2 separate regions of the Homo sapiens genome follow, and region 2 is linked to region 1. The links are chromatin loops, found by intact Hi-C in ENCODE. Cell type or tissue: heart right ventricle. All regions are shown on one strand. Each heading gives the region's core, and the rest is flanking DNA. Links, peaks and the distances in the headings are about the cores only.

Region 1 (4,404 bases), core at 263-4,262:
AAGCTTTCTTCAGACTCTTAATATCTGTGATGAGCAGGGATGGGTCAGAAGACAGTTCTGCTCAGGTCACAACCTGCACATCCAAGGATGGCCTGTGCCACAATTTCATCATATTTCAACATTCTAATGTGGTCACATTTTCACCAGCATCCACTTAATGCCACTTAATCAGGTGCTTTCCCCTGGTTTTTCTCTCCACCTATAAAACTTAAGGTTTTATGTGAAAACTCAAGGTAATGATAGCTGCTAAAAACACATATTTCTCCTGAGTTAGCTGCATTCTTCCATTCCTGCTTCTGCTCACAGTACTCAAAGTGATATTTATTTTTAATTTTACTATTTTTTCTAATTACCTAGGTAATATATATTTCACTTAGAAAACATCAAAAATATAGAAAAACACACAAAGTAAAATTAAAGGTTGCCTGTAATCTTATCATTCAGATATATCTCTTAATACTCCTAAGATGTTCATCTTTTTCTTTATGGCTTCTGCCTTTGCTTTATAAAAAGCTTTCTCCATCCCAAGTCAGATAAATTTCACCCGTATGTGTTCATTTTTTATTAAACATCTCATATCTGCAACTTAAGTTCTTTTAAACTGGCCTTGATTTTAAAAGTTCAGAGTCTATTAACTTATGCTAAATCATGTGGCTGCTTTAGATGCCAGAGCATTGGATAGGGAATGGAAAATTGAACTGGGAAATGGGAGTAATTGATCTTCACCAATGGACCCAGCCTCTCTGTGGCTAAATTCCCCTGTGTGTAAAAATGCAGGAAATTACATTTGGACCCCAAATTTACTTTTTCCCTACTTTAAAATACATCATATACACAGAAGGCAGCACAGTGTCATGAACAATAATAAAACAAATGCCCACTAATCCACACATGGATTTTGACAGCATGTAACAATTTCCCTGATTTCTAATCCACTTAAAAAGTGGTGGCCCCTCTTTTTGTGCTCTGACAGTTAAGACAGTTTGCATAGCTCATCTCTCCTTGGAGGAACTTGTCTCTCTTTTGAATTAGCTTACTTGGTTGCCTCAGAAGCTATTCTTTCTTACGGGCTCAACAAAAGTAATGATTTTGTCATTTACCTGTCATTTTCATTGTTAGGGTGAGAGTGATGAGCTTTGCAGCTATATCCTAAGCAGAAGTGTAAGTATATTTCAATTCCACCTTTATCCTATATCAAATCTATATACTTGAGCCTGTCTGGGAGGCTACATAAGAATCATGCTGCTTTAATAATAAACCTTTCTTCCTAGCAATGTAAGTCACCCCTCAATCTTCCAAAATTTCTTCATCCCTTTATTAAGCTTCCCAGGTGACTTTAGAATTATATTCTCTAGTTAAAAAAATGCTTTTGACATTTTTATTAGAATTGAAGTGGTTGAATTCTTGAGTTATGCCATTCAAGAATGGGTATGCCCTATCATTTATTCCAGTCTTCTTTCAAATCCCTCAATAAAGTTTTACAGTTCTATTTCTATGGGTCCTGCCTACTTATGTAAGTTTGTTCCTAGATATTTTATATTTTAGTTTCTATTTTTAATACTTTTTAAAAATTATCTTTTCTTTTGAGTTGTTGATTTTGAAAGATAAGCTTTAGCTGGGCACAGTGGCATGTGCCTGTAGTCCTAGCTACTTGGGAAGCTGAGGTGAAGGGTTTGAGCCCCAGAGCTTGAGCCTGGGCAACAGAAACAGTGAGACCCCTGTCTCTTAAATAAGTGTGTGTGTGTGTGTGTGTGTGTGTGTGTGTGTGTGTGTGTGTGTGTGTGTATGGCATATTGATTTTGTAACCAACTGCCTTATTGAACTCTACTTACTTCAAATATTTTTTCTGTTTACTTTATTAGATTGCTAGATAGGCAATTATATGTAAATAATAATTTGCCTCCTCCTTTCCAAAGATTTTTCTCTTATTTCATTTGTTTTACTGTTTTGGCTAAACTTTCAGAAAATATTAAATGATCATGGATAGTCGGCATACTTGTCTTATACCTGAACTTAGCAGGAAACACCAGAGCTTCACTTTAAGTATGGTGATACCTGTGGCAAAAACAATAAATCAGCTTATTCAACAATTCCCTTCTCTTGCATTTGAGAAAGAAAAGAAAAGAGCAGCCCTTGACATTCAGAAGCTGGCCAGGCACTCACAGCTAGGCCATGCTGCCCTCTGTTGGACATAAACCATGTCACAGAATATCAAAGCCAGACAAAGTTACTCTGGGATCATGATTCAATGAAATAAGGCGAGTCCACACCATCATTTTGCTGAAGCTCAGAAAAAAATAAGTTCACTGTGCCCCTCACAAAATACCAAACATTCCTCTCTTGTGGCCAAAATGAGTAACTGTTAACTCTTTACCACTTACCCCTTTTTTTCACTCATTTACCCTCCTTGATAAAACTTGAGATAATCATATAATTGCACCTGCTTTCTAACAGCATCCAATTTAGAAAAAAATACCTGCTTTCTTAGCCCCTCCACAAATCACCCAACCAATGCCCAAATCCTATAATAGGTTCTAACACCTCTTATTGAGACACCCCATAGCTCCCCATGGTGTGTTTTCCCTCGCTGCAACAAGTAATAAACCCAACTTGTTCAACTAGAGTTGTATTTGTGGTGGTCTCTGACTGGAGGACATTGGCATGCTTTAGAAACCAGAAAACTAAAAAGTACATTTCTGTACTTACAACTAAGGTTCATTCATATAATATATGCCAGTCATTTATGCCCACACTGATTCAGAGATGGAAGAGAACAATGTGAGGAGGTGGTCACAGAGTAGGAGATTACAGATTCTATTATACCCAGACAGTACACAGGCATCTGGCCCTTTAGGAGCAGCTATGATGGAATCCTAGTCTTTCCACTAGAACAGCCCTATTGTAAGGAGGTATGGTTTTCTTCCTATGTCATCTGATTGCATTGTTCCTGGCTATGTAGCTTTAAAATCTAGTTCTTGGGCCACTTAGAAATTATTTGAGTGATCCAATACTCTTTTAATAATTTATTTTTGCTTACATTAGTCTTACAAGATGATGGAATGGGATGCTTGCTGCTTTAGCATGGTGTCTCCGACTGAGTTACCACTACAATAGGTGTCAGGATGCCAAAATGATTGTGAGAGCATCACTTCCAACTCCCAGATCTTACTCATCTTTCAGCCAATTCTAACCCACAACCCTACAGAGAAGAGGATTCTGAGAAATGTACTTCCAGGTTGGCTACGATACAGCACATTCCTACAAAGGATTCTTTTTTTTTTTTTTTTAACTACATAGGATTCTCAATCTTCTCTGTATGCCCTTTTCCCACATTGAATTTTTTCATTTGTATTTGATTGAATTCATAGGTCACGTCCACTTTAATGATCCTTTTTCCCCCAAAGAACCAAGAGTTAGGAGTGTTCAATTATCAAGTAGCTTGAATTATATTTAAACTTTTTTTAAAAAGGAACAAATTTCTAGTTTTAAGGCAGTATGATTTTAAAAAGTTATTTATATAGTTTCTATTTGAAAGAATCTATTAAGGTTCCTTTATGATAACCCTAGAATCAATTTCATAAATTTTTACAGCCATTTAAAAAGAATAGGTATTTTCTGTAGGGTACAAAGTTTGAAATATTTATCACACCTATTACTGTGTAACAAACTACCTCAAATCTCAATGGCTTAAACAATAAGCAGTTACTATTGTTCATGACTCTGTAAGTCAGTTTATAGTGGGTTTTCTCATCTCAACTGGGCTCATTCATGCTTCTATAGTCAGTTTTTCATGGGGTAGGCAGCTCTGTTGATGTGGGCTGGGCTCACTCACATGTTTAGGAGTTGGCTGGCTGGCTCTCAGTGGGTGATTCATTGCTCTCTTCCATGTGGTCTCTAGTCCTGCAGCAGGTTAGCTTAGGTTTGTTGACATGGCAGAAGCAAAGGTCCAGGAAAAAAAGAGGAAGCAAACAAGACCTCTGAGGCCTAGACTGAAAACTGGAAAACTCTCACTTCTGCTACTTTCTGTTGGCCAAAGAAGTCACAAAGCCAGCCCAGATTCAAAGACTCCACCTCTTAATAAGAGGAGATACAAAGTCACATTGCAAAGAGCATCAATATATGAAAAGAGTAAAGAACTGTGACCATTTAGATAAACAGTCAAATAGAAAAACCATTTAAATCAGTATTTCTTATATTGGGGTCCACTGTGGACACATGCAATTTACAAATGCTCTTCAGAAGACTTGTACATTTTCTCAAATTGACTGCATGTGTAAACAACCTTTTTAGGGTCATTTAACTTCTTCCTTAAATTGCACTTTGAAATTAATATTGCCATTCCTTCCTTTCCAAAGTAGAATTTGTATGAGCCTCCTTGGGCCATATGTGAAAATAATCATTCAA
Region 2 (4,404 bases), core at 304-4,303, 120 kb before region 1:
AACTGCCCATCAATTTTCCTCAGCAGTACCCAACTCTTAGCTGGTTCCCGCCACTTGGTTGGAACTGAAGAGATTCTCACATCATTTGTTCAGTCTGCTCCATGGGAACTAGGAAATATTATTCACACTCTGCCTAAAACGTCAGCTTAGGCAGAGCAGGGGCAGAAGGCAAGCCTCGTTTTCTTAATTTCATATCTGATTGAACATTATTAAAAGAACCGTTAAAGTTATGAAATTCCATGCTCATATTAGGTTTGGGTTGGAGTGGCTAAGGACACATATAAAAAGAATGATTCAGCTTCTCCTTTTCTTAGTAATAACATTTAGTACTCAGATATTGCTTTTCATCTCCATCGTTCTATACAAACATTAACTGTACAATTTCACTACATTAACTGCAAAGGGAGAGTCAGAGATGGCCCTGTAATTTTGTAGTCACTTTGGTGACATTCATTATCTCTCAAAATGATACACTATACCCCAGAGCCTAGGTTTCATCCTGGTTTAAGGTAGAAGATAAGAAAAGAGGAAGGGAGAAAAAGAGACCATATTCTAAAATAACAGAGATCTCAGATGCTTACCTAAGAGTCCAGGGATATGGCCTGTGGATTAGAATGTGGAATTGGAACAGTTAGCAAGTAGGATGATGTAGCTGAATTTTGAAGAACGGTGTTATGTTTAACATATTACAGTTTTTATTTTTTAAAAAGGAGGAGAGACACCAAATTCAAATGGCTCCTCACAGAGAAAAAGATCCTTCAAATTAAAAAAAAAAAAGTATGTGTATTTAACATAGACAAATAAGCATACTATCATTGTTGTCATTGTTGACAATACTTTTATAGCTCACCACTCCCTGTATCACTTTTAGGCAAAGACCCTCCCAATAATAAAAATAACTATCATTTGTTGAATATTTACTATGTGCTAGGCACCATGCTAAGTATTTTAAATACACACTGATTCGACTCAGTTTTCCCGTCTGTAAAATGGAGGAATTTACCTAGAGCAGTGTCAGCAAACTGCAGCCTAATCCATGGGCTAAATCCACACACTATTTTTGTAAATGAAGTCGCTTTGGAACACAGCCATGCCCATTCATTTATAAACTGTCCATGACTGCTTTTACAACACCTGGGTAGAGTTGAGTCACTGAGACAAAAACTATATGGCCCGCAAAGCTTAAAATATTTATTATCTGTTTTCTTACAGAAAAGATTCGCCAACCTCTGATCTAGAAGATGGTTTCAAAGGACCTTCAAATACAACATCCTATGCTTCTGACTCTGGGTGTTGAAACATCTTTCTCCAGTTTCTCCACCACCTCATTAGTAGTATGAAACAGCAAACACAGTATGTCAGCCTGGACTTATCTGTGTGTTGTTATGTAGGCTTTCATGTTGGTGTCAGTTCTTTAGGAAAATATTCTTCATATTTTAAATTCTATAATAACTCATTTATCAGCCCATTGTTGAGAGCTAACAACTTCAGGTAATTCCATTTTAAACTATATGTTATTAATAACACCCACATCAGCTGTGAAAAAAATATCATTATGGGGCTCTAATAAATTACACCAATTTTTTTTAATCAAATTCTGTCACTTTTTTTAACTTTTATTTTAGGTTCGGGGTACATGTGCAGGTTTGTTTTATAGGTAAGCTCATGTCATTGGGGTTGTTGTACAGATTATTTCATCACTAAGCCTAGTACCCAATAGTTTTTTTTTTCTTTTTTTTCTTTTTTTCTTTCTTTTTTTTTTTTGTTGAGACAGTTTCTCTCTGTTTCCCAGGCTGGAGTGCAATGGTGCGATCTCAGCTCACTGCAACTTCTGCCTCCCTGGTTCAAGTGATTCTTGTGCCTCAGCCTCTCAAGTAGCTGGGATTACAGGCATGCGTCACCATACCCGGCTAATTTTTGTATTTTTAGTAGAGATGGGATTTCACCATGTTGACCAGACTGGTCTCAAACTCCTGACCTCAAGGGATTGGCCTGCCTCAGCCTCCCAAAGTGCTGGGATTACAGGCGTGAGCCACCGTGCACAGCCCAGTAGTTATTTTTTCTGATCTTCTCCCTCCTTCCACCCTCCGCCTTCAAGTAGGTTCCAGCGTCTGTTGTTCCCATCTTTGTGTTCAAGAGTTCTCATCATTTAGCTCCCATTTATCCATGAGAACATGCAGTATTTGGTTTTCTGTTCCTGTGTTAGTTAGCTAAGGATGATAGCCTTCAGCTCCAAATTCTGTCACTTCTTACCTCACTTTCTCAAATTCATTGTTCTTCCTTCTCTCTGCCATCATCATTGCCTACTGTAGCTTCACCCCACACCTGAATTATTACCTGAGCAGCATTCAGCCCAATTCTAGGCACAAAGTAGGAGCCTACATACCTGAAATCCAAAATCTGCCTTTAGACAGAAACAGAACTGGGATGTAAGAATTTTCTTAACATTTTTTGGCTAATTGACACATGGAGTCTAACAGGTGACATCTTGATAGAACACATGATTGGGATGGGAATTTACAAGGCTTTAAGCATCCTTTATCACCATCATTGTTGTTTTAGAAAGGCCTGGGAAAGCAACAAGTTAACAAACAATTTGAATTCCTATGCTCTCTTAGGTTCTACAAAGAAAGATCACCCTAAAATAGCCAAAGCCACAGTGTAGCAAGAACATGAACACACTGCATTACACAATGCTGCCAACTCAGTGTCAGTATGTACACGGCACAGTTTCAAACAAGTATTTTTAGCCCCAGTAAAGGCCTGGTACTAGATTTTGGTATTGTTCATGAGAACCTTTTTTTCCTATTCAATCTAAAATATTAATCATTCCTTTAATTGATAAAATCTCTAACTTTACCATTCAATTTTTTGATAGCCTTCACTGAATTCACTCAAATACTTTAGTACCAACCCAGTAATCATCTAGATTCAGTTATTAATTGCAGCTTATGTATTATAAGAAAAAGAGGTAAAAGTATCACTGTCCTCTTTGAGTGTCAACTTTTAATGTTGTCATCAAAGTATTCCTTTAAATACCACCTCTACCCACCCCCCAGGCAGAAGACCGGACATAAGAGAGAAAGATGGTAAAGAATCCAAGTTTAGCCCATCTTGAAAACTTTACATGTAATTAAAGCTATTTTATTCTGTACTAATGCTTCCCATGATTCTCTAGAAGTAAGCAACTGAACTAAAACAGCTTCTTTTTAATTTTTTAATTATTTTAAGAGATGGGATCTTTCTATGTGGCCCAGGCTGGAGTTCAGTAGCCATTCACAGGCATCATCATGGCACACTACAGCCTTGAACTTCTGGGCTCAAGCAATATTTCTGCTTCAGCCTCTGTGAAACAGCTTCTTTAATTAAGTAGCTATAGCCTCTGTCATACTATTCGTGCTTACCCATTTCAAAAAATTTACTGATTATACCTGCATGCCTCTTGTCTTAGACTTACTTTCCTCTTTCCTTTAGCACACCTGTAGAATGTACATAACTTTTGAATGTGTCTGTCTTCTAATAGGAAGACTCCTATTAGAAAAGGCAGGCTCCAACTAATAGCCCCTTACATCACCATCAACCTGAAGGCCAAGAGCTCCCAAAAAAGACACAAGAAGGTGAACACCTCTGCATTAGAGGCAAAGATCCCATAGCAGGCCAGCTACTCCCTTGTTATTCTGGTAATTGGAGGAGGTTAAAACCAGGAGGGTATGGAGAAATGGCGTAGTGGGAAGAGATGTTCTTGTCTCTTTTATATAAGGCTTATTAAGAAATGTAATACTAGGAACCCATTTGTTGAAAGATCAATTGCTCTGCTATGTGCTTTACAAATAGTATCTCATTTAATCCTCTCAAGAACCTCAGGAGGTAGAAACTATCATGTCCATGTTTACACATGAGGGAACTTAGATGAAACACAGCTAAGCAGTGGAGAACCAGGACTTAAACAGTGGTCTCACTGATTCTCTAAGCTGGGCTTGAGACTGTCTTCGTTTTGGCTCCTGTGACACGTCCTAGGTTTACAAAAGTCAGTAAAAGCTAAGATGCAGAAAGTAAGATCACTGGATGTCCTTTTTGTTACCCCAGAACCCTAAAGCTCTCTGATTATTTTAAATGGGGTCTTGGAACTGGCGAAAACATATATTTTGCAAAAAGTGAGTAACCTACTGGTATTTGGCTTTTGAAAGTTACCAGAAGATCAGAGAAGAGCATAGAACACATTTCCCTTGGTTCTTTCTCATGTGTTAGATTCCCTAGGTCTCAAGCACATCAATGCAGGCCAAACACACAGACAGTAACAACCTCTCTTCTTGACATAGACCTTACAGGAATCATGGGGAAGAGAGAAAAAGCATAGTTCGTGGGCCTTTGGTTATACAAAACAAAAACAAAAACAAAAAAACC

The links. Hi-C counts contacts between places; a loop is a spot of excess contacts. Peaks named below come from ENCODE experiments on the same cell type or tissue, not always from the same donor. Only the 100,000 strongest peaks of a DNase experiment are listed, where the experiment ranks them.
Region 2: it touches region 1 in a loop (11-fold over the local background); 2 of 110 quality-filtered maps call a loop at or near these places.

The regions. Positions count from the first base shown.
Region 1 is chr5:154,970,453-154,974,856 of GRCh38, reverse strand. No RefSeq gene overlaps it. Among named protein-coding and RNA genes, the nearest start is that of MRPL22, 32 kb to the right of the region's middle. In heart right ventricle, for the core only: a CTCF peak has its summit at 2,187 (motif pointing left); a DNase peak (open chromatin) is centred at 2,169.
Region 2 is chr5:155,092,930-155,097,333 of GRCh38, reverse strand. No RefSeq gene overlaps it. Among named protein-coding and RNA genes, the nearest start is that of KIF4B, 81 kb to the right of the region's middle. In heart right ventricle, for the core only: no CTCF peak of the experiment used is centred there; no DNase peak of the experiment used is centred there; H3K27ac peaks cover 2,746 bases.